Linked DNA regions of Mus musculus: region 1 is linked to region 2. A link is a loop called in an ENCODE intact Hi-C map of the cell type or tissue named here. Cell type or tissue: heart. All regions are shown on one strand. Each heading gives the region's core, and the rest is flanking DNA. Links, peaks and the distances in the headings are about the cores only.

What was found. Hi-C counts contacts between places; a loop is a spot of excess contacts. Peaks named below come from ENCODE experiments on the same cell type or tissue, not always from the same donor. Only the 100,000 strongest peaks of a DNase experiment are listed, where the experiment ranks them.
Region 1: a loop joins it to region 2, with 2.3 times the contacts of the local background. A loop is called at or near these places in 1 of 42 quality-filtered maps.

The regions. Positions count from the first base shown.
Region 1 is chr3:51,219,088-51,229,677 of GRCm38, forward strand. It overlaps Noct (nocturnin), which reads left to right and starts at 5,360. Exons shown (of 3, transcript NM_009834.2): 1 at 5,360-6,200. The coding sequence starts at 6,017. It overlaps Gm40044 (a long non-coding RNA gene), which reads right to left and starts at 1,247. Exons shown (of 3, transcript XR_867250.1): 1 at 895-1,247; 2 at 1-103. In heart, for the core only: no CTCF peak of the experiment used is centred there; a DNase peak (open chromatin) is centred at 5,444; H3K4me3 peaks cover 3,215 bases; H3K27ac peaks cover 3,775 bases.
Region 2 is chr3:51,150,850-51,161,439 of GRCm38, forward strand. No RefSeq gene overlaps it. Among named protein-coding and RNA genes, the nearest start is that of Gm35891, 27 kb to the left of the region's middle. In heart, for the core only: a CTCF peak has its summit at 5,966 (motif pointing right); DNase peaks (open chromatin) are centred at 6,022 and 6,322; H3K4me3 peaks cover 565 bases; H3K27ac peaks cover 1,152 bases.

The DNA of each region.
Region 1 (10,590 bases), core at 2,749-7,748, 68 kb after region 2:
GGTCTTTCTGCCTTCAAGGTCAACTTGGTCTACATCATGAGTTCCAGGCCAGCCAAAAGCTACAGAGCAAGACCCTTCTCAACCAACAAAAAAGATTAGACAACTGCAAGAAGGGACAACATAAATAAAAGGAGGAATCAAAACAGAACAAAACAAACAAACAGGTCATCATTTCACCTCCCAACCTGCTTCCCAAATAGCCCAACTGAGTGAAGTTGCCCTGGGTGCTTTGGTACCACCTGCCCCACACACATGATCTTACTAAGTAGCTCCAGCTGCTCAGGAATGCAGTGTAGGCCATGGGAGCCTCAAACTCACAGCTGGCATTAAAGGCATAGCAACTATTCCTTCCCACGCCCACGCCGTGGTGGAGCTCAGAGCTCCACACTTGCTACTGAGCTACGCACCCAGCTGCCTAGAGCTTAAACTGTCATCTCCTATTGGTTTTCGGAGTTTGTCTTGCTAGATGATGTTTCCAAAAAGCAACTCTGAGCCAGGCTTGGGGGCACAGGCCTTTAATCCCAGCACTCTGGAAACAGAGGCAGTCAAAACTCTTATCACCCAGAGGCTAGCCTGGTCTACACAGACAGTCCCAGGCCATCCGCGAAAGCAACTCTGAGCTCCGAAAGTACAACCTCTCTGAACTGCCCTCTAAATCTTCATGCTTGTTAGACCCTCCATACCCTGCTGCAGAACCCAAGGCTTTGTCCAAGCTAAGCTTATGTTTCTACCCAGCTAGAGCTGCAACCCTCACACTTCTGCCCAGTTTTCCCTATGGACACTCTGCCCTCAAGCCTTATTAATGCTCTGTACTTGCGGTCCTGAAACACAGGCCTCCTCCCCTCTATCTGTAAACATCCTCCCTGGTCCCTTTCCACTTCAAATGTGCCATACCAGTACATGAAGCCTCTCCAGTCAATTAGGACTCCTCTTCTGCTTCCATGATATCTTCTCCATCCCTTGATCCTGCACTTACCGGGTAAATAAAACCGTTTGCGATAAAACACAACAAAAATATTGTATTTATGCAATGTCTCCTCTACTAGACAAATTTTGTTCAATTCGTTTATGGAATACACTAACAGGGGATTATATAATATTTGTCTATTCTGTCTAAGCAAATAGTTGCTGAATTGTATGTGAATGTGTGTGTGCTGCTATGGGTCAAACTTAGCCTTGCAACACATTAGAGAAGCAAGGAGTCTGCCTTCTCATCTACTTCCCCAGTCCTTGAATGTATTTTTGAAGTACATACCTTTTAATTTCTAGCTTTCTGATTGCTTAAAGAAGTTCGTGTTTAACACTACAGTTAGGATAGCATCCTCTTTGAAACCCTTTGTTTGTGGGATGGGGGTGCTGGGGTATCAAACCTAATGCCTTGTGCATGCTAAATATTTGTTTTATATTTATATACTTTTGTTTATTGAGACAGGGTCTTGCTATGTAGCCTTGGATGGCCTGAACTTGCTAAGTAGACCAGGCTGCCTTGAAGTCACAGAGCTCTGCCTACCTCTGCCTCTTCTAGTGTTGGAATGAAAGGCATGCACCACCAGGACAGATCTAAACCTTGATTACATCGTGAATTTTGTCAACCTAAAAAGACAACTCTCATTTCAAAAGAGATAAGAGATAGCTTTATTCTAGAACCAAATGTAAGTGACTGTGACTCAGGAACACAGATTTAGGTTCTCCACACTCTCCATGTTCTAATGTGGGATCAGTCAGTCTAGTGAACTTTTACAGTAAAAAACAAACAAACAAACAAAAGGAATTGGAAATCAAGCCACTTTTCAAATACAATGGTGAGAATATCAGATAGGTGGATCAGAGAAAGGCAGGGAAATGGGAGGCTTTGGCTCAGATGTTATCTGAATGGCATTCTTAGCCTTTGGGCTGTGGGGTGCTAGGAATGTGTCTGTACATTCCAGAGGACTTAATAGTCACATGAGATTAAGTCACAGAGCCGGTACTAAGGAGCCTGAAAATGACAGGAGGTGATTAGCTCTGGACTTGCATCACTCCTCCCTCTCCACGCCAGGGAAGCTCTGGCCAGCCAATCGGGCTTGCAGACATTTCCTGTAAACTGAGGTTCTTTCCAGGAACCTCTGCTCTCACTATGCATATTTTTGTGTGTGATGCTCGGGGTCTTGTTCATGCTTCAACAGTACTCAACTTCAGAGCATCCTTCCCAATATGTGACTATGAACAACGACAACCACGGGACCGACACATCAGTACACAGTTGCCGCTCAGCTTAGTCTCTTCACTCTCGAGGTTGCTGATACAATGGCTTCTTCATGACATGGTAATATTTTCATATATGTACATGATGTATCCCATCATATCCACTCTTTCTCTGTTGTCTCTTGCCTCCTAATAACTGCTCCTTCTCCTGCCGTGTTTGTGTGCCTTTGTGGGTTCCACTGAGCCTCAGTAGGGTTGTTTACAGTAGCAACAGTTGCTTTGTTGCCAGAGCACAGGTGAGTGCCTCGCCAGGATTCTGAAGAAAATGTCACTCCCTACCCCCATCAACACCTAACTGCCTCTCTGTCCTAAATGAGGACTAGGACCTCCAAAGCCCCTTGAGTGTTGACTGGCCCTATCTTCTGCAAATAATCTGTGAGTTGCCAAAGTCGAACAACTATGTCATTCAAGGAGAGTTCCACATGCCCTCTCCCCTCACCCCCCCCCTGCCTCCCCCTTTTTTGAGACAGGGTTTCTCTGTGTAGCCCTGGCTGTCCTGGAGCTTGCTCTGTAAGCCAGGTGGCCTCAAACTCGCAGATTTCTATGCCTCCAAAGTGCCGGGATCAAAGGCGTGTGCCACCACGCCTGGCTACTCTTTGCTCTCTATCCATCTGCTAATGTCCCCTGAATGTTGGAGGACATGCGACAGCTGTCCTGTTTATGACTGGGCACTCAAGAGTCACTTAACCTCTGTACTTTTGATTAGTTATGAGTCTCTGCAGTCACCCGCTGACTACTGCAAAAAGAACCTCCTCTCAGCAAAGCTGACGGCAGCAGTAACGGGCAGGAACATTGCTATTTAGAAGGTAATTAGAAAGGCACATCATGTCCACTTATCAAAACAATGGAAGTAGCTTACCTACTGGACTCTACTTCAGGCTTTGGAACAGGTTCACAATAGCAGAAATGAATTCCCTCCTATCGGGCAGGCCTCGATGCCAATCAGAAAACGGTTGGCTACCCCTGTAACAGTCCTGACACGTTGTACCAAGAGGTTGTTGTCTGGTCAGTTGATGTTGCACATAGGGTCCACAGCAAAGGCTGTTGGTGACAAAGCTCCCCACTCCCCACCCCACCCCCACTCGCCCCTGCTCCAGCAGCCTATAGAATACCTTGTGTGCGCTAACTGGGAGGAACCTTCCAGTCCGGTTCCAGCTGGATCCCTCCATGTTCTGTGACTAACACATATGTCGACACTTCAGGGTCTTATCATTTATTTCTGGTAGGCAGCCAATAGCAGTGGCAATTGCCTGTAGTGTTTTAATGGCTTCAGGAGCTACTATATGTACAGTAGCCCATAGCTGGCACTGGGCGCTCTAATAGCCTATGGCTTGGGTGGGGAACAGCTTTATCTACCCAGGAAACTTCCACTCAAGCTACTTTTTTTAAAGATTTATTTATTATTATATCTAAGTACACTGTAGCTGTCTTCAGACACACCAGTAAAGGGCATCAGATCTCATTACGGATGGTTGTGAGCCACCATGTGGTTGCTGGGATTTGAACTCAGGACCTTCGGAAGAGCAGTCGGTGCTCTTAACCACTGAGCCATCTCTCCAGCCCTCAAACTACTTTTAAACTTGTTAATTAATTCGCTCATGGAGTATCTAATTTCCTTAAGGCTGTCTCATTCATTACAAGTTCTGGTTGACCCTCTCTGCTCCCTCTGCTGTGCTTTCTTGGCTACTGACAAACTGCTTACAGGAGTAAGAAAGGGAAGGGGGGGGAGAAAATGTGGTGTGTGGTGGGGGTTGGGGGAGGGAGGGAGTCAGCATCCATAGATCCATTACCTAAACTGTAAACCAACTGCTGTATTTTGTTCTATCTGCAAAGCACTTGCTACCTTCTTATGACCCTTTGCCTTGCCTAATGACTCATGGGCGATTGATTGCTGTACAGATAAGAAAACTGAGCCTCAGACGCTAATAATGACCAGCTAAGGAGTTCCTGGCCCCGATGCTGTCATCGGCTTGTCAGCTGATTCATCCGTATCCTGTGGGTGTTAGATGTTTTAGGCCAGGTCTGGAAAGCATTTTGAATCCTTGGTGACGATACTCATTCAAAGTTTCTTTTCCATTCCCGGTTAGGGTTAGTCACTCCTTACACAACCTACCTGAGGTATTTCTTCAACTCATTCTCTCCTGCTTCCCTCTCCGCCTCCCCCCACCCCTTCCCTCTCCATACCCCCTTAGGTGAGAATGTGAGTCTTGGGCCTCTCAAGTGCTGTGTAAGTGCTCCACCACTGAGCAACATCTCCAGCATTTTCCTGGAACATATGGCATCCGATTAAAACACAGCTCTGACCATATCCTAGCATCCCTGCAACAGAGCTGACAAAAATAAGGGTTTTCTCAAGAGAATGTGGGTGTGTGCATCTGACTCTCAGACTATTGAAACAATGGACCCCCCAAGAAATGGGAATTTCCTTCAGGAAACTCCTGCTGGGAAAAGGAAAAGGCCTTTGCTTGAGGGGGAATTCTTTCAGGAAGCGGGAATTCACACAGTTCTATCTAGTCAGATCGCTTTGACCCGGACTGCTGAGATGTGCATACCCCTGGCCTTCTATTTGAACTTTAATCTCATTTTGGGATCCCAGAGAGAGGTTAACTCTTCGTCCTTCTACCCCATGTGGGCATATTAAGTACATCTCCTTTTTTCAGTTTTGTTCGTTTGTATTCTTGTTGTTGTTTTGAGGGTTTTGTTTGTTTGGTGTTTTTCTGTTTCTTTGTTTTTATTTTGAGACAGAGCTTCACTGTGTAGCTCTGGCCGGCCGGATCTCTCCAGACCATGTTGAAGATCCGGGCCCCTGCCCCAGTGCTGAGATTAAAGGCGGTCGCCCTCACCGCCGCACCTGCTTTCCACTTTCAATTTGGCTTTTTCAGTGGTTTATTGGATGGATAATGCTTTAAATTCGGTAACAGTCCAAATTACGTCTGGCCCATCCCAAGCAGTTGTTTTGGGTTGGGGGGGGTTGTTTTGTTTTGTTTCCCCCCCCCCTCCCCAATTCCCTTAGCCTTCATTTTCCATAACTACAGTGCTGTCTCCCAGGTGTGACTTCCAGCCCTCCAATCAGGGCCCAGCTAGCTCCAAGGCCAATTCCACCAGACCTTCTGGCAGGACTGACGCTCAACGCCCTGCAGTCCGTTTCCGCCTCTCGTGCCTGAGGGGCGGATGCTTGTCGCAGCCGCCACACAAGTAGCCAGCGCGTCCTGGTGCCTAATCTCCTTCAGCACCGCGGAGCGTGGAGCCCACAGCTCGGGGAGGACGTTCTCCCAGACACGCGCTCGCACACACTCAGCGCTGGCACCAACCCGGGATTCCCAGCCTGTGGACGCTCCCATTGCAGCCGGCGGGAGGGGACAGAGGCTCCCGGAACGCCTCTCTAACGAATCCCCGCGGTGTCAGCCAGCCCCCAGCCTCCGCCCCGTGGGAGATCTACAGTCGCTGTCACTGATCCAGACGGTCCATTCTCGGCCGGAGCTGTCCGGGTCTGACTGCGCCCTGGTCGTGCGCGCGGATCCCCCCCTCTGCAGCCACCGCGTGGTAGCGCCCGCTCCGCCGCCGCTCGCCGGTTGCTCCCCGGCGCTAGCTCCCTCGCCTCAGTGAGCCGCCGCTGCTGCCGCCGCCGCGTCTGCCTCCCGGCACAGCTCGCCCGGTCGGCGCCGAGGGACGAGGAGGAAGGAACACCCCGCAGCGCAGCGGTCCCGCGCCACCCCCACCCCACCGTCGCCCGCCCAGCTCGGCCCGGCTCGTCAGCGCGGCGGCGCCCGGCATGTATCAGAGCCCGCGGCGGCTCTGCTCGGCCCTGCTGCTCAGGGACGCCCCCGGCCTGCGCCGCACACTCGTGCCCGGCCCGCGCCGAACGCTCGCCCCGCCGGTGCTCGGATCTCGGCCCAAGTCCCCGCAACTGCAGGCGGCGGCGGCCTCGGGCGCCGCGAGGTCGCGTCCCCGAACAGGTGAGCGGGAGCGCGGAATGAATGGGCGCCGCGGGCTGGTCCCCTGCGTTCACCCCGGCGTCGCGTCGGGAGGGAGGGAACGCCGCTCAGGGGGCCTCGCTTTCCGCGTTCGTGTCTGATCCCCCTGAATCCCCGGTGGCCACAGTGACCCCAGTCGCTAACGTTTTGCTTTACCCCTCACCCCCACCCCCCGATGCAGGGCGGTAACGCTTTGGTTGCAGACGGCTTGTGGACATCCTCATGAAGGGGAAAAAATATCTAAAAATGGCATGATCTTGGGTTTGCAGGGCCTACAGGCTCTGAATCTTCTCAAAGCCCTGGTAGTAATAGCACATGTTAACTCGTTACGCTCATTAATTTATTTATGTTTTGGAAGGGGGGGAGTCTTCCACTTCGTCTTAAATCCCTGGTAAATCAACCTTTCATGAAGTCAGTTCTGTACATCATCTTGTGTTTTTTAAGTGTCTCCTTTCTGCCTAAAAGCAGATTGCGACGGTCACAAACTACATATAAATCAAGTATGGCTTTTAAATGAGTAGTTTCTCCCTCAAATCTAGCAATTACTTAATGTAGGCGCTCCTTCAGAACCAGCAATTATTCCATAGTACTTTTCTAGAAAGTGTAATTTGGTTGTTACCTCAAATTAGGTTATTGCCGTCTAACATTCGGATGCAGTAACCATCCTTATTTTACTAGAGTACATTTTGAGAGAGTATTGGTTGAATTTAAGGACAGAGTGTACATTAGAACGTATAGGTTCCCTGTGGTTGTCTTTTGTTGCCTTTTTTTCCCCCCAAGACATGGCCATGGCTGTCCTAGACCTTGTCTATGTAGACCAGGCTGGGTTCGAATTTATAGAGATCCACCCGCCTCAGCCTACCGGATGCTGGGATTAAAGGCTAGCACGTGGCGCCAAGTTTCATGAGGCTTTCTTTAACGAGTTATCGCAGGGCAGTGGTGGCCCACGTCTTTAATCCCAGCACTTGGGAGGCAGAGGCAGGCAGATTTCTGAGTTCGAGGCCAGCCTGGTCTACAGAGTGAGTTCCAGGACAGCCAGGGCTATACAGAGACAGCTGTCTCAAAAAGGTAGGAAGGAAGGCAAGACTTTTGAAAGTCCAGGGTCGTGCCCCCACCTCAGGGTCTATAGAACCTTGGTGGGTTGTGGAATAACTGTTGGGATGGATAGCATCCCAGTAACACCATTTTCCTGTTGCTCGTCTCAAGGAGGAACATTGTTAGGTTTGGTGGTGGAAAGGTTGGCTGGTACCAGCCCCCTCCAACTCCTTCAGAAGCCGGATTTGTCATTAGGCACATCTGTGTGCACAGGTGGGTTATGTAGTTCAGAGCAAGGACAGCTGTGGTAATGGAGTCAAAGAGTTGGCAGTGTGAGGCTTCTGACCGATGTCTAATGCATTTCTTTAAAAGTTAATTGAAACCCCTTGGATTTATGGGTAAAAACCTATAGATGGAAGGAGGTAGGGTAGGGAAGTGGTAGACTGTGGGTTTTACAATAGGCCCTAGCAGCAAAGAAAGAAATTGCAGGCTTTTTTGTGGTACTTAAACTATCTTAGACAGCACAGGGTGTAGGCAGGTTTCCTGTTTCTTGCAGCTTTGGGGGAAAGATACAGTCATTGATTCGTTGCTCATTCTTATGCCGTGTCACTCACTGTAGAAGAGTCTGTAATATATTAAATTGATGAGTCTAAGCTTTAGGTTATTCAAAGAGCTTACTTCCCATTAGGAAGTGAGATTTGGGGCTAAGGAGATGGTGCAAATGGTGAAGATGCAGAAGACCTAAGTTCAGTCCACATGATGGAAGGAGAGAAATTAAGTCCTTCAAGGTGTTGCCAGGCATCCACGTGTGCCTACACACATACAACAAACTCTCGGGATTTTTAGATTTGGTTGTTCGTTTGTTTTGTTTTGTTTTGTTTTGTTTTAAGAGGTGAGATTTAAGCAGATGTGGTGATTCAGGCTGGAACATTTCTTTTTTTTTTTTGTTTTGAGAGTCTCAATGTAACCCTTGCTGTCCTGGAACCCTGCACCCAAGTGCTGGGATTCAAAGTGTAGCCTGACCAGGAGCAGATCTTGAATTCGAGGCCAGCCTGGGGTACAGGTTATGGTTCCAGTCCTGTGTTTTTTAAGGGGGGGGGAGCTCTCACAAAGGCCTGTGTCATTAAATGAAACACCTTTTAGTCTCATAGTGACATTTTTGCTGTGACAAGGTGGAGGTGACCTGTAGTGCTAACTCTTGATACTTCCGGGGTTCACTCAGGCGGTCGCAGCATTCAGGACTAGACTTGAAAGGAGAAGATGCAGCTTGAGGTGCTGACACAAACCTTTAACCCAGCACTCGGCAGGCGGGTCTATGCGTTCGAGGCCAGCCTGGTTTACCGAGTTCCAGGAAACCCTGACTTAAAGAAAAAGAGAAACTGGTTAGGGTTGAAGGTGAACCATTCAAGGAAACAACGCGGAAAGGAAAGGTAAGAAGAAGGACATCTAAGGCGTTAAATGAGGGTGGAGAAGAAGCCTTTTGCAGAAGGGGCGGCATTCTTCAAAGTATCTTGGAAACATTTCATTTCTGCTCAAGAACAAGATTATTGAGTTTGGTAAATCAAATCGAATACCCAGGTTCCACATTATAAAAAAGAAATAACAAGTCCTCAAATCCCTTTTATTTCTTCCTTCTCACTTTTTAAATAAAGATTCTTTTATTTATTTTATTTATTTTTTTGGAGACAGGGTTTCTCTGTGTAGACCAGGCTGGCCTCGAACTCAGAAATCCACCTGCCTCTGCCTCTGCCTCCTGAGTGCTGGGGAAAAAGGCGTGAGCCACCACTGCCCTCATTTTCAAAAAAAAAAAAAAATTGGGTGCTTCTCGTGCCAAGGGTGTGGGAGTACCTGAGGAGGCCAGAAGAGGGCGTCAAATCCTGGGGATGTTTGTTGGGAGTGCACCAGATGAGGGAAGGATCCAGAAGAGCAGCTGTGCTCTTGACTATTGCGCTGTCTCTAGGCCAGCACCTTCCCTTTTTTTTCTTAAGATTAAACCAAGATCCTTGCTCATGTTAAGCAGGTGGTGGCGGTGGTGGTTTTTCTTTCTTTCTTTTTTGAGAAAAGGGCAACCATGTTGCCCAGGCTGGTCTTAAACATTCTTTTTTTTTTTTTTTTAAAGATTTATTTATCATATGTAAGTACACTGTAGCTGTCTTCAGACACTCCAGAAAGGGGAGTCAGATCTATACGAATGGTTGTGGGCCACCATGTGGTTGCTGGGATTTGAACTCCTAACCTTCGGAATAGCAGTCGGGTGCTCTTACCTGCTGAGCCAACTCACCAGCCTGGTCTTAAACATTCTTATGTGGTTATAGATAACCTCAAACTCACTGATTCTCCTGCCTTTGCAACAAAACTAGGCCTGGGCCACCAGGCCAAGCAAGCAGATTGTCTCTAAAAAGCCCCGAACTTGTTAAAAGGCCTTAAAGGAGCTGAAAGCTGTTCTACCTCTTTTGTGAGGTTGTGAGTACCAACACACACGTTCACAGTCTAACCCGCATCTTGCAGTTAAGTGCTCAGAGGATGCGCACCTTCAGAGTCATCACAGACTTACCACGTGGGCTTAAAAGGGAACCTTGGTGGCCCATCTCAGCGTTTTGCTTTCCTCTCTAAAGCCAAGACAGCAGCCCACGGCAAGGCAACAGTTGCCACAGTTACAGTGCGGCAGGGATGCAGGGAGTCCTCTGTGGGCTGGGAGATGCTCCTCCTCCTCAGTTAATGAAGAGTTGGCTGGATCACGGCTCTCCACCACTGGAACACGGTGCTTTTTCTCTTGGAACAGTTTTAAAGGCAAATACCAGCTCAGTAGAAAAGACATCTTTATTTGGTAGGCCCCTTAACTGTGTGAGTAAGCTGTTTATGAGAAAGAAGTGGGAAAGCTTGTAATTATCAGGTTTCTCCAGAATAGATGTTTATCCTTATGGAGAACTAAGAGCTATCATTCTCCTGTAGTAGTCAATGGCGACAGTTAAAATGCAGAGGGGGAGTGAGAGTGGTGGTTAGGTTAGGAACCAGGGCTCCAGATGGGAAATCGATGAATGAACTTTTACAAATCTTTTGACCTTGCTTGCTTTGTCTTAATGCCAGATGGCATCTAGACGAGATTAACACATCAACTGATAAGGCTATATCCCCAAACTTTGGTGAACAGTACACTCAACCAAGTGTTAAAAAAAATGTTCCATATGCTAATGACAGCAGGAGTTGAGAAGAACAAGCCAGATTGATTGGGCCAGATTGGTTGGGGGGAAACTTCAAAGGAGTGGGAGAGACAGGGTAGTGGTGGGGCACAGAGAGCAGTGTCATTAAAAACGAACTTCTTGGTGTCAAATGCAAA
Region 2 (10,590 bases), core at 2,914-7,913:
GGGATCAACAGGAAGCAGGGCGCTGTTTCTTGGTTCCTCTATCCTTGTCAACCTTGTGGCATGACCATCTTCCTTTGCTCCCTTAAAAATTGGGGTGACAACTTCATTGTGGTGGAAAGAGCCAGATCAGCACAAATGCTGCCAGAAGAAGTAAGGAGAAATAAAAAATGCCCCTCCCTTTATATAATCTTTTATTTAATAATTTGCTGTCTTCTGGGTTGAGTGACATCCAGTATATTTTTCAGACTTTTTTTTAAGATATTTCCTGATGAAGCATGAAAAACAAAAGGGTTTAGGGAGTCAGACAAACTTGGTTTAACTTCTTGCCTGCTCATTTACTGTGTGATTCTGGAAGATTCTCTTTGTCTCTTCCCACATCTTATCCACTGTAAAACAGGAAACACAAGAGCAGACCACAGCTCTGTGACATCAGAGTGACTGACTGCCAGGACTTATCAAGAGGCTGGAACCTGGCCTGGTGCACTGTGAACGCTCGGTTAATGTTAACAGTGAAATAGGAAAGCAGTCTCTCTCCACTGACGCGTGGCCTCTGTCTCCATCCTGCAAAGTATGAACAGTGACACCCTCTCCATTAGTCACTCCTCTTATGACTGTGACCAAATACCTGAGGAGAGCAAGTGAAGGATTTCTTTTGACTTGGAATTTGAAGGGATACAGTCCATCTTGGCAAAGAAGACATGATGGCAAGAGTGAGGGGCTGGACATGGAGATAAGTAGGCAGAGCGTGGAGGCAGGCACTCAGCCCTTCTCAGGTTTTGTGGTTTTTTGTTTGTTTGTTTGTTTGTTTAATACTGAAGACATATCAGGAGCTGTGTCTCCTAGGTGTTGCTAGATACAGCCAAGCTGACGGTGAAGATTAAACAGAATGTGGCCATACAAAATTGCAGTGTCAGACATGCGGTCACAGGGACTCGATTAGAATTCTTGATCTTCAAATAACAAACCCCAGTGATCCAATCAGCGCACGCACACACACACACACACACACACACACACACACACTTCCTCGATGAAGGGCTCCGATTGACTTAGCAGAATGCCACCGTGGCTTGAGCCCCCTGATTCTGGTCATACATCACACCTCAAAGACCTCTTTCTGAGTCTTTAAATAGTATCTATATCCTATCTACTTTGTGCTGCGTAAAAACAGCTAACAGCCTTAGGGCAACAGAGCTTCTGCTGTTGACACTCTGTGTTTTATAGTTTTTCCCTCCTCTCCCTTTTAAGCTTGCTGTAGTTCAATACACTCTATATAGGACCAAAAAAAAAAAAAATTGAGTTGTGATTGGAATGCCTGGGATCTCCCCACGCCTAAAATTAAAATAATACACTTGGGTCCAGAGAATAAATGGGTATTGATTCCATATTAGCTATCAAGGGTGCTCCCTTTCCCCCACAACCAGAAATCATCAGAGGGTCCTCCTGGCTGACCTAAGCAGCTCTCGTGCTGCCTTCCGAAGCCCAGCTACAGCCCTGAAGTGAGATCCTCCCAGTGTCACACTCGAAGGAGACGAGAAAGGTTCTGGTTATCTCTCTAACCTGCAACCTCACCCATCAGTTTAAGTCATGCACTGATTCATTCGTTCATCAGCTACTACAGCCCTATGTGTTACTCTGATAGACAATCCTCAGATACCGGGCCAAAGAAGCCAAAGAGTGCCCCAAGTCTCTAAATGCAAATATGTGTTCACTAAAAAGGCATGAGGCCTAGAGCCAGCATGTATGGGGCTTGCTAGGCAAGGCTAGAGATCTGAATTCAAGCCCCTGGACCTACATGAAGGTAGAAGGAGAGAACTAACTCCACAAAGGTGTCCTCTGACCTCCAAATGAACTTCGTGGAATATGTGCTCACACACATACACCATGCACATGCATACACACACACATACTATGCACCCACACACATACACACACGCAGCATGAACACATACCATGTACTCACACACATACATACACATATACCATGCACACACATACATACACAATGCACACACATATACACGTACACCATGAACACATACCATGTACTCACACACATACATACACACACATACCATGCACACACATACATTATGTACAACCACACACACCGTGCACACAGACACACCATACACACAGACACACAATGTACACACACCAAGCACGCACACACATACACCATGCACACAGACACACCATGCATACACACACCATGCACTCACACAAAACCACACCATGTATGCACACATACACTCACTCATATGCATACACACACACACACAATAATAACACATTTTAAAAAAACAATATAAAATGTAATTTTTAAAAGGCATAAGACCTAAAACCAAGAGAAAGAAGAAAGGAGGGAGTCAGGATGGAGAGGCAGGGAGGAAAACATCAGCTCTGCTTGCTCAGCATCCAGGTCTCTAACTGAAAGGGAAGAACCCTGCCAGCCCTAGGATCCCTGTAGGACTCCAGCCCAGCAAGCGTGGACCTATTCTAATCGGACATCTCTCACAGAGGGAAAAGGACTCCCACTAAGTGACATCTTCCCAGGTGGGTTTTTTTGAAGTCTCTTTTCAGAAGACCATTTACAGATCCAATTACGCAGCTCTGTGGCCTCCTACCCAGCTCAGTTTGGCATACTCCAGGGCCTGGCCCACAACCATGCTGTGTGGTCGGGCCTTGATGTCCCACGGGGGCTCTTAGGAGTCCTAGCATGTAGCTGCACGTCTTGATGGACACTCTGCCACCCAAGCTGCCCCTTCCTGTTCCTACAGTTGGGCTTATTCCCAGTCATGCTGCAGCCAATGTGAGGGCTTCAAAGCCTGATTCAAACAGTGTCAGAGTTGAGAATCCTTTCATGAAACTTTACAGATTTGAGCATTGTACATATATACACATGTAGTATGTATATGTGTACGCATGTACACATATGTATGTGTTATTTGTGCCCTTTTTTCTCCAATCCACAATTCAAGTGTAATTTTCAAGACTCCGTCCAAAGAGCCTTGGAAGCTCCTGACTAGACTCCCCCAGAATTCTAGTACATCAAGGCTTTTAAAATAACTCATGGAACAAGCTCACTTTCTCTCTCCTCCCCCCCCCACCCCCCACCGTGTGTGTGTGTGTGTGTGTGTGTGTGTGTGTGTGTGTATGTGTGTGTTTGCGCGCGCGCGTGCATGTTTGTGTTTCAACAGGGTCTCACTATGAACTTCAGGCTAGCCTTCATGGATTCTTCTATCTCCAACCCCCAAATGCTGGGATTCTATCAAACCTGCCAAGCAGACATTTTGATTCCAACTGTATCCCCAGGATGTTCCCACCCCCATCAGAACTCCTTGAATTTCATTGGTGGATCTAAATCAGCCACAGACGGAGGCTCACAAATGAAGGTCCCTGTGCAAGACACTGCTGTGAGCAATGAGCATAATGAAGTCTGCACTGCCAGTGTGGGAAACGTAAGCTTGACTTTAGGAACTCACAGACCTGGATGAGACCCCTGGCTCTGCCCCGCCCCCACTCCTGTGACGCTGGTGAGCTGACCCCTCTGTATTGGAGTTGTCTAACGGACCAGAACTAACAAAAGTTCACTTACTAGAATGTCTCAATCAACAGGGACTGGGTCATCCAACAGTGTCCTCCTGCGCAAAGGAGGGGCCTGAGAACCCGGTAGCTGCTCAGTACACACAGATGAACCCTCAGCAGTCCCAGTATGGCACCAAAAGCCTGGAAAGTTCCTGGAGCCTCTAATCTTCAGTCCACATTGGAACCCAAAGACAGGAGTGTGAGGTCAGTGGAAGATGGCTCCAGCAAAGATAGCAACAGAGACGAACATGCTCACCACAGAAAGTATCAGCCACGCTAACCACGGGAAATAGCAGCAGCAGAGGTGGCATGCTCACCACCGAGACACAAAGGGAGAGACACAAAGGCAAGCACTGGAAAGTTACACCCACTCTGAGAGCAGGTCTTTTCAATTAATCCTTCTCAAATAAGCCCTCACAAACCTGCCCAGACACCTGTCTCTTGGTTTATTCTAGATCCAAGCAAGTCGGCAAGATCACACACTCTTAGCATCTGTTCCCTTTCCTGTAAAATAGGAGAAGCCCATCTATGCCATGGAGTCCTCATGAAGGCTGATGAGGACGGATACAGAGTGTCCAGCAGAACCGAGCTGTGTGGACACTCAGCTAACAGTACCAACTAGTGTGAGCAGCCACTGATAAGAGCTGTGCTTTGTGTCCCCTTTCAAAGGGCCACTCTTTTTGGTGTCAGCAAGAGGGTACATCCCTGTCCTTGATCCTGAGTCCTCTGCTAGAGTGCTTTCCCTGTTCTCAGCCAGGTCATCACGCACGCTACAGACAACCGCCCAGGATTCCAGGATACAGGCTTCTCAAAGAGGAAGTCACTGCCCCAATAGAGGACAGACTCCAGCTTTTCCTTCCACAAGGTTTCTTGCAAGTGTGTGTGTGCGTGTGCATGTGCGTGTGCACGTGTGTGTGTGCGTGTGCGTGTGCGTGTGCGTGTGCGTGTGTGTGTGTGTGTGTGTGTGTGTGTAAGCAAGTGTAAATATCAGTTATCTTTCTCAACTACTCTCCACTATTTTTGTTGTTGCTGCTGTTGTTTTGTTTGATTTGGTTTTGTTTGGGGGCAAGATTGTCTGTCTTTTGTTTTGTTTTTGAGACAGGGTCTCTCATTGAATGAAGAGCTGATTTGACTGATTTGAAAACAAGCCCAAGAGAATCTTCCAGCCTGTCTCTGCCTCACCAGCTCTGAGATTACAGGCATGCACACTTGACTCTTTCTAGAGTTCTGAAAACTCCAAACTCAAATCCTCACAGTTGCTGAGAAAGCACTTTTGTAGCTGGGCCAGGTCCCCAACCCCTGGGCTCTCTCTGTACTCTGCCTCATGAAACACAAAACCACTCAGGATGTTTGCCAAATGTTCCAGTTGTCAAATAAAAGGAAGACCATCCGAGGCCTGACATATGAAACTGAGCCATTGACTAATGACTCATAACTTGACTAACTCGGTTATGCCAAGACCTTCCCGGAGCTTTTCATTCACCACATGTAAGTATCTATCCCACTATCTTCATAGCACGATACCACATTGCTGGCTTTCCCTCTGGGGCAAGGGACAACCATTAATGGCAAAGGCCTGACTCACGTCTCTCTTCCACATATCCTTGAGAGCAACATCCTACAGAAAAAGACAAAAAAAGAAAAAGAAGAAGAAGTAATAGGCAGAAATTAGAGGCATTTTTCTGTGCCTGTGCTACAATTTTTCAGAGAACAAGGCTAGCTAGCTTTCAGAAGGATCAAATAGAATTTGAAAATCACCCTGCTTTATGTGGCAAGAACTTCAAGAATATCAAACATTTCTTGCCATTTGCAAGCAAATGGGTTAGAAGATTTTTTTTTCCCCACGATTATCTCTTCCAGAAAAGAGCAGTTTCAAACCGCAGAAAATGGACGTTACTGAGAAAAATAGCCTGTTTCAGGAGGGCGAGAAAGACCCTGAGATATCTGGGAAACAGAGGTGGCATGGTTTTCTCCTCCCATGCGTAGAAGTTCCAAACGCAGGAGAAGCTCATTTCAAGCAGAAAGCTCTTTCCAAAGCACAAATATTGGAAAAACAGACCAAGACATCAGCGCATTCTAAACACAGCTGTGTTTGCCCACGCCTCCTGCCTGCTAGGTCATGTTTGATTTAACCTGGCAGCTCAGGGGGAGGTGAAAGGCCTCTGACTACCCAACCTACGACTTTACTTCCTCCCGTCATCATTGTTGACGTTGCATATAGCAAACTGACCTCTTATTAAATGTTGCAGCCAACAAACAGGTTTTAATAGTCTTTTGCTTTTTCACACTAAATGTGTTTTCAGATGGCTGTCATTCATATTCATTCCAAGGACCAAGTTGCCCAGCCACCTGCTCTGAGCACGACAAAATGCTCCGCTAGGGGGCGTTGCTGCCTTTCCCAACCCACAAATGAAGCACGTGATCCGAAACTGTGTCCATTAGTTCTGGAAAACAGGATGTAGGCCTGCCAAGCAGTTCAGAGGATGGTTTTAAGCCTTCAGAGTAACCTGAGATGAGGGACCACAGACGGCAGGGAAGTGTAAAACACGGGGCTGTCACCGGGATAATGAAGGGTACCCTGGCTGCACTGGTTATCTTAGCCTGCATCAGGAGCCTAGGGAACAGACAAGAGAGCACTTATGGTACAGTGTCAGCCCATCCCTAGTCAGGGCCCTGAGGGTAAAACCGGCTGAGCATCAGCGTCCAATAGATAACAACAGAAGCCATTATCTCTCCCTGGCTGGGCTGCCAAGTGCAGGGGCCAGGATTGCCTGGTGTTTGCGGTTTCCATAGCAGCGCTGTTTCGTTTCAAGCTGGCAAAGTACACAGAGAGGACAGGATCAACATTGCAGCAAATGACTCGAACAACCTGAGTCCTGAGCCTCGGAGCTCTCAGCAGGCTTTGCCCTTTTGGAGTCAGGGGTGGGGATGAAGATGGATGCTCTCCAAGAGGCGACTGGAAACTAACAGCTCCTTCAATCAAGCTCAGCAGCTGCCTGAGCACTGTCACCCACCCAAGGTCACCACTTGGAGCCTCTCGGCCTCATTTCCCAGAACTCTAGAAGGTGCTGTTAACATGGGAGAGACCCCCACACAGGCAGATAGGCTCCTCTGGCATCTTCTACCTGGCATTTTCTGAAACCTTTCTCCTCCTTCAGCTGGCCAAGGAGACACTTTCTTTCTTTCTTTCTTTCTTTCTTTCTTTCTTTCTTTCTTCCTTCCTTCCTTCCTTTCTCTCTTTCTTTTTTAATTAAATGTTTTCTTCATTACATTTCAGATGAAATCCCCTTTCCTAGTTTCCTCTCCCAAAATCCCCTATACCCTCCTTCCCCCCCTCCCACTCCCCACTGCTCCCCCAAGCCACCCACTCCCACTTCCTGACCCTGGCATTCCCCTATACTGGGGCATATGATCCTTGCCAGACCAAGGGTCTCTCCTCCCATTGATGGCCAACTAGGCCATCCTTTGCTACAGATACAGCTAGAGACACAAGCTCTGAGGGTACTGGTTAGTTCATATTGTTGTTCCTTTTATAGGGCTGCAAAGCCCTTCAGCTCCTTGGGTACTTTCTCTAGCTCCTCATTGGGGACCCTGTGTTCCATCCAATAGATGACTGTGAGCATCCACTTCAGTATTTGCCAGGCACTGGCATAGCCTCACAGGAAACAACTATATCAGGGTCCTGTCAGCAAAATCTTGTTGGCATCTGCAATAGTATCTGGGTTTGGTAGTTGTATAATGGGGTGGATTCCAGGGTGGGGCAGTCTCTGTATGGTCCTTCCTGCCCTCTCAGCTCCGAACTTTGTCTCTGTAACTCCTTCCATGGGTATTTTGTTCCCCCTTCTAAGAAGGAACAAAGTATCCACACTTTGGTCTTCCATCTTCTTGAGCTTCATGAGTTTTGCAAATTGTATCTGTAGCCCTCCCTAGCTGTTCTGAAACTGTCTCTGTAGAGCAAACTTACCTCTAACTCAGAGATCTACTAGCCTTTGGCTCTCAAGTGCTGGGATTAAAGGCGGGTGCCACCACTGCCTGGCTACAAACTACTATTTGCTGCTAAGAGGAGAAAAGGCTTGGTTCCAGCCTTATGCATTTCCCATAGGGTGAGAAATCAATCTAACTGCCTACCGTTTTTTTCCTTCTGACCTGTTGGGTCTTAAGTTATCTTAGAATACAAAGTGTCTCTGACATTAAAGATACTGGGAAGGCCTTGTTTGAAAGTATGTTTTACTTCATTTATGTGTGGGTGTGCATCTGGGCAGTTTAGCAGATGCTAAATTGATCCTCCTATCTCAGCTTCCTCAACGCTGGGATTACAATGTGCTGTATTTTATGTTCCCGGATTTTTATGTTCCTGCTGGGGACCCATACCCAGGTCCTGTGCTTTCCTGCTGAGCCATCTCCCCAGTCCGTACTTTAAAGATTCCTAATGATGATCATGCCTTCACACTGACGAGTAAGACAGAATTAGAGGAGCCATTAAGCTTTGAGTTGGTGAGAGGCTTCACAGCCAGGTTGAGGATGAGAAGTCACAAGCTCCAAACCCCAGCCACAAATCCAAACCTGAGGAACTGCCTTTTTTCCTCATCAGGGGACTTAATGCAAATACATCCAGGCTGCCTTCCTCTTTCCTGTTCTGCTGTGGTCCTACTTCAGCATATGGGTGAAGCCAGACACAACGCAGAAACTCAAAGCCATTCCCTCCGTGAATATGTGCACATGTTTCTTTAAACTAATAGCCTTAAATGCTTTGGGCCTTAAAAGCTTTTTATTCAGATATATATATATTCCGCTAGGTCTAAATGTCAAAATTAAAAGGGATTGGAAGACAGAGCCAATATGGAAGGAAGGAGTTGCAAAAAAAAAAAAAAAAAAAAAAATCCACTTATTGAACCCAGCAAGGTAAACACAGGACAGATGTCTGAAGGATTGATTTTAGCTTTGATCAAAAGTCAGACTTCATTGATCTTTGTTTCTCTGAATCACGAGCAGTTGCCAGGCACACTCTAGGTACTCATAATTATGCGTTGAATTAATGATGTGCCCTGAGCTCAGCATCAGAATAAAGAGCCTGGAATGGAACTGGAAGGCTGAGCCTCTTGCTGCTTGACCCCTGACCCCTCCTGCAGAGTCCTGGTGGGGAGCCCAGCCACTAAGCACCCTGATTTCATGGGTGGTTGTCCTCTCGCAGCAGTAGATGCTGGCAAACAAGGCAGGGCATGCCTTGAAGGGGAAGAAGCAACAATTTCTACCCTTTATTCTGAGATAGGTGTGGGCTTACTCGTCCTAATTATGAGCTGAAAACAGAATGGCTTCTGTCCCTGCAATCCCTCAGGAAACAAACCTGTCACCACCCATACCATCTCGTGTTCATGTGCAGCCCTGGGTCTGAGTTGGCACTAGGCACGCTCAGGATTGATTCAGTCAAAGAAAATGAAATATAACAACGGGCTTCCATCCCCGATTTGACCGTTCAGTGTTAACCATCATGGAAGGACTTATTTAACATCGAATTTATTCTCCAGATTTATAACATGTACAAAGCTCAGAGAGGCGAAGTGGCTTGCCCAGAATCACACAGCTAGCAAGAGCTGGAGCCAAATCTGAAATGAGGTCTGGCTGACTGAGTTCCAGCCGCGCTCATTCCCTTCACATTAAGCTGTTCCCTCCAGCCTAAGGCGAGAGACACTGCTCGCTGTATAAATGATAAATGAGTCCACAGAAGTGTTGCAACTGCCACTTCCAGACAGGCAGGAGGGGAAAGAGTATCAGAAGTGCTGGTGATCTTTTTCAATGCTTTTGGATAGGCAAAACATTTGCAGGTTTTAAATTAAAAACAAACAAACAAACAAAAAACCCTACAGGGCCAGAATGAAACAACTTATTCTGCCTTATCCTCAGTCTGTTCTCCAGAAGGTAAACTTTAATCAGATCATCAAGTATCTTCCAGCCTTCCTTTATGCAAATACAGTGAGTATGAATCGTGTGTGTGTGTGTGTGTGTGTGTGTGTGTGTGTGTGTGTGTGTGTGTGTGCGCGCGCTCGTGGATGAAGACGGTCTCACGTAGCCGAGTCTGGCCTTGAATTCACTATGTAGCTGAGTCTTGCCTTGATTCTCCTGCCCCCTCCTCTCAAGTGGCAGGGTTACAGGCATATGCTGCCACATACATCTGAACGCAGTACGTTCTAGGATTGTTCTGTGCCTTGCTGGTTTTCCCCATTCGCTCTTGCATTTAAGCAAAGTCAGTCCTTCCACCGCAATTCACAGGGACCTTCATTATCTTCCGTTCTACATTGTGCCGTAGCTCTGATGCCACTGTACTGATGCACTCAGAGCTTAATCAGTTAAACAGTAATGAGCGGTTAATTGTTTCTGATCTTCTGCCATTGAGCACTGTGGTGTTAAAAGCTGAAATCCAGCCATGGTGTACACGCCTTGAATCCTAGCATTCAGGAGACACAGCCTCGCAGATCTCTGAGTTCAAGGTCAATCTACACAACAAGTTCCAGGACAGTCAAGCTTAGGCATTGAAGGATCTGGAAAACAGAAAGCTGAGGTAGTGTTCCAGTTCCAGCAAGCAGCAGAATTTGGCAGCTTACGGCATGTGTCTCTGGCTTTAGAGTCAAGAATAGAAGGGACTACTGGGACAATTGAAGCTGGTTAGCTGGAACTAAGAAATTAGCAGTGATTAAGAAAAAAAAACCAGCATCACTGAGAAGAATTCTTCTGCAACGTGCTTTTTTGAGAACACAAGGAAGCTGTGTTCCAGAGATAGCCAAAGTTGTACCTCCTGCTGCAGCTGTACTTGGTAATGTGTAAGAGTCACGAAGGTGGTACTGGTGGTATGAAGGGGTCATAGAGAGTAGTTGAGGCTTGGCACTGTGAGAGGCCATGGAAGGCCATTGGTGAAGGTGCAGCCGGCACATGCAAAGAAGAGGCTTGGCACCATGCAGAGAGCCTATGAGAGGCTATTGGTGAAGCCTATTTGCAGCAGAAGTCTCC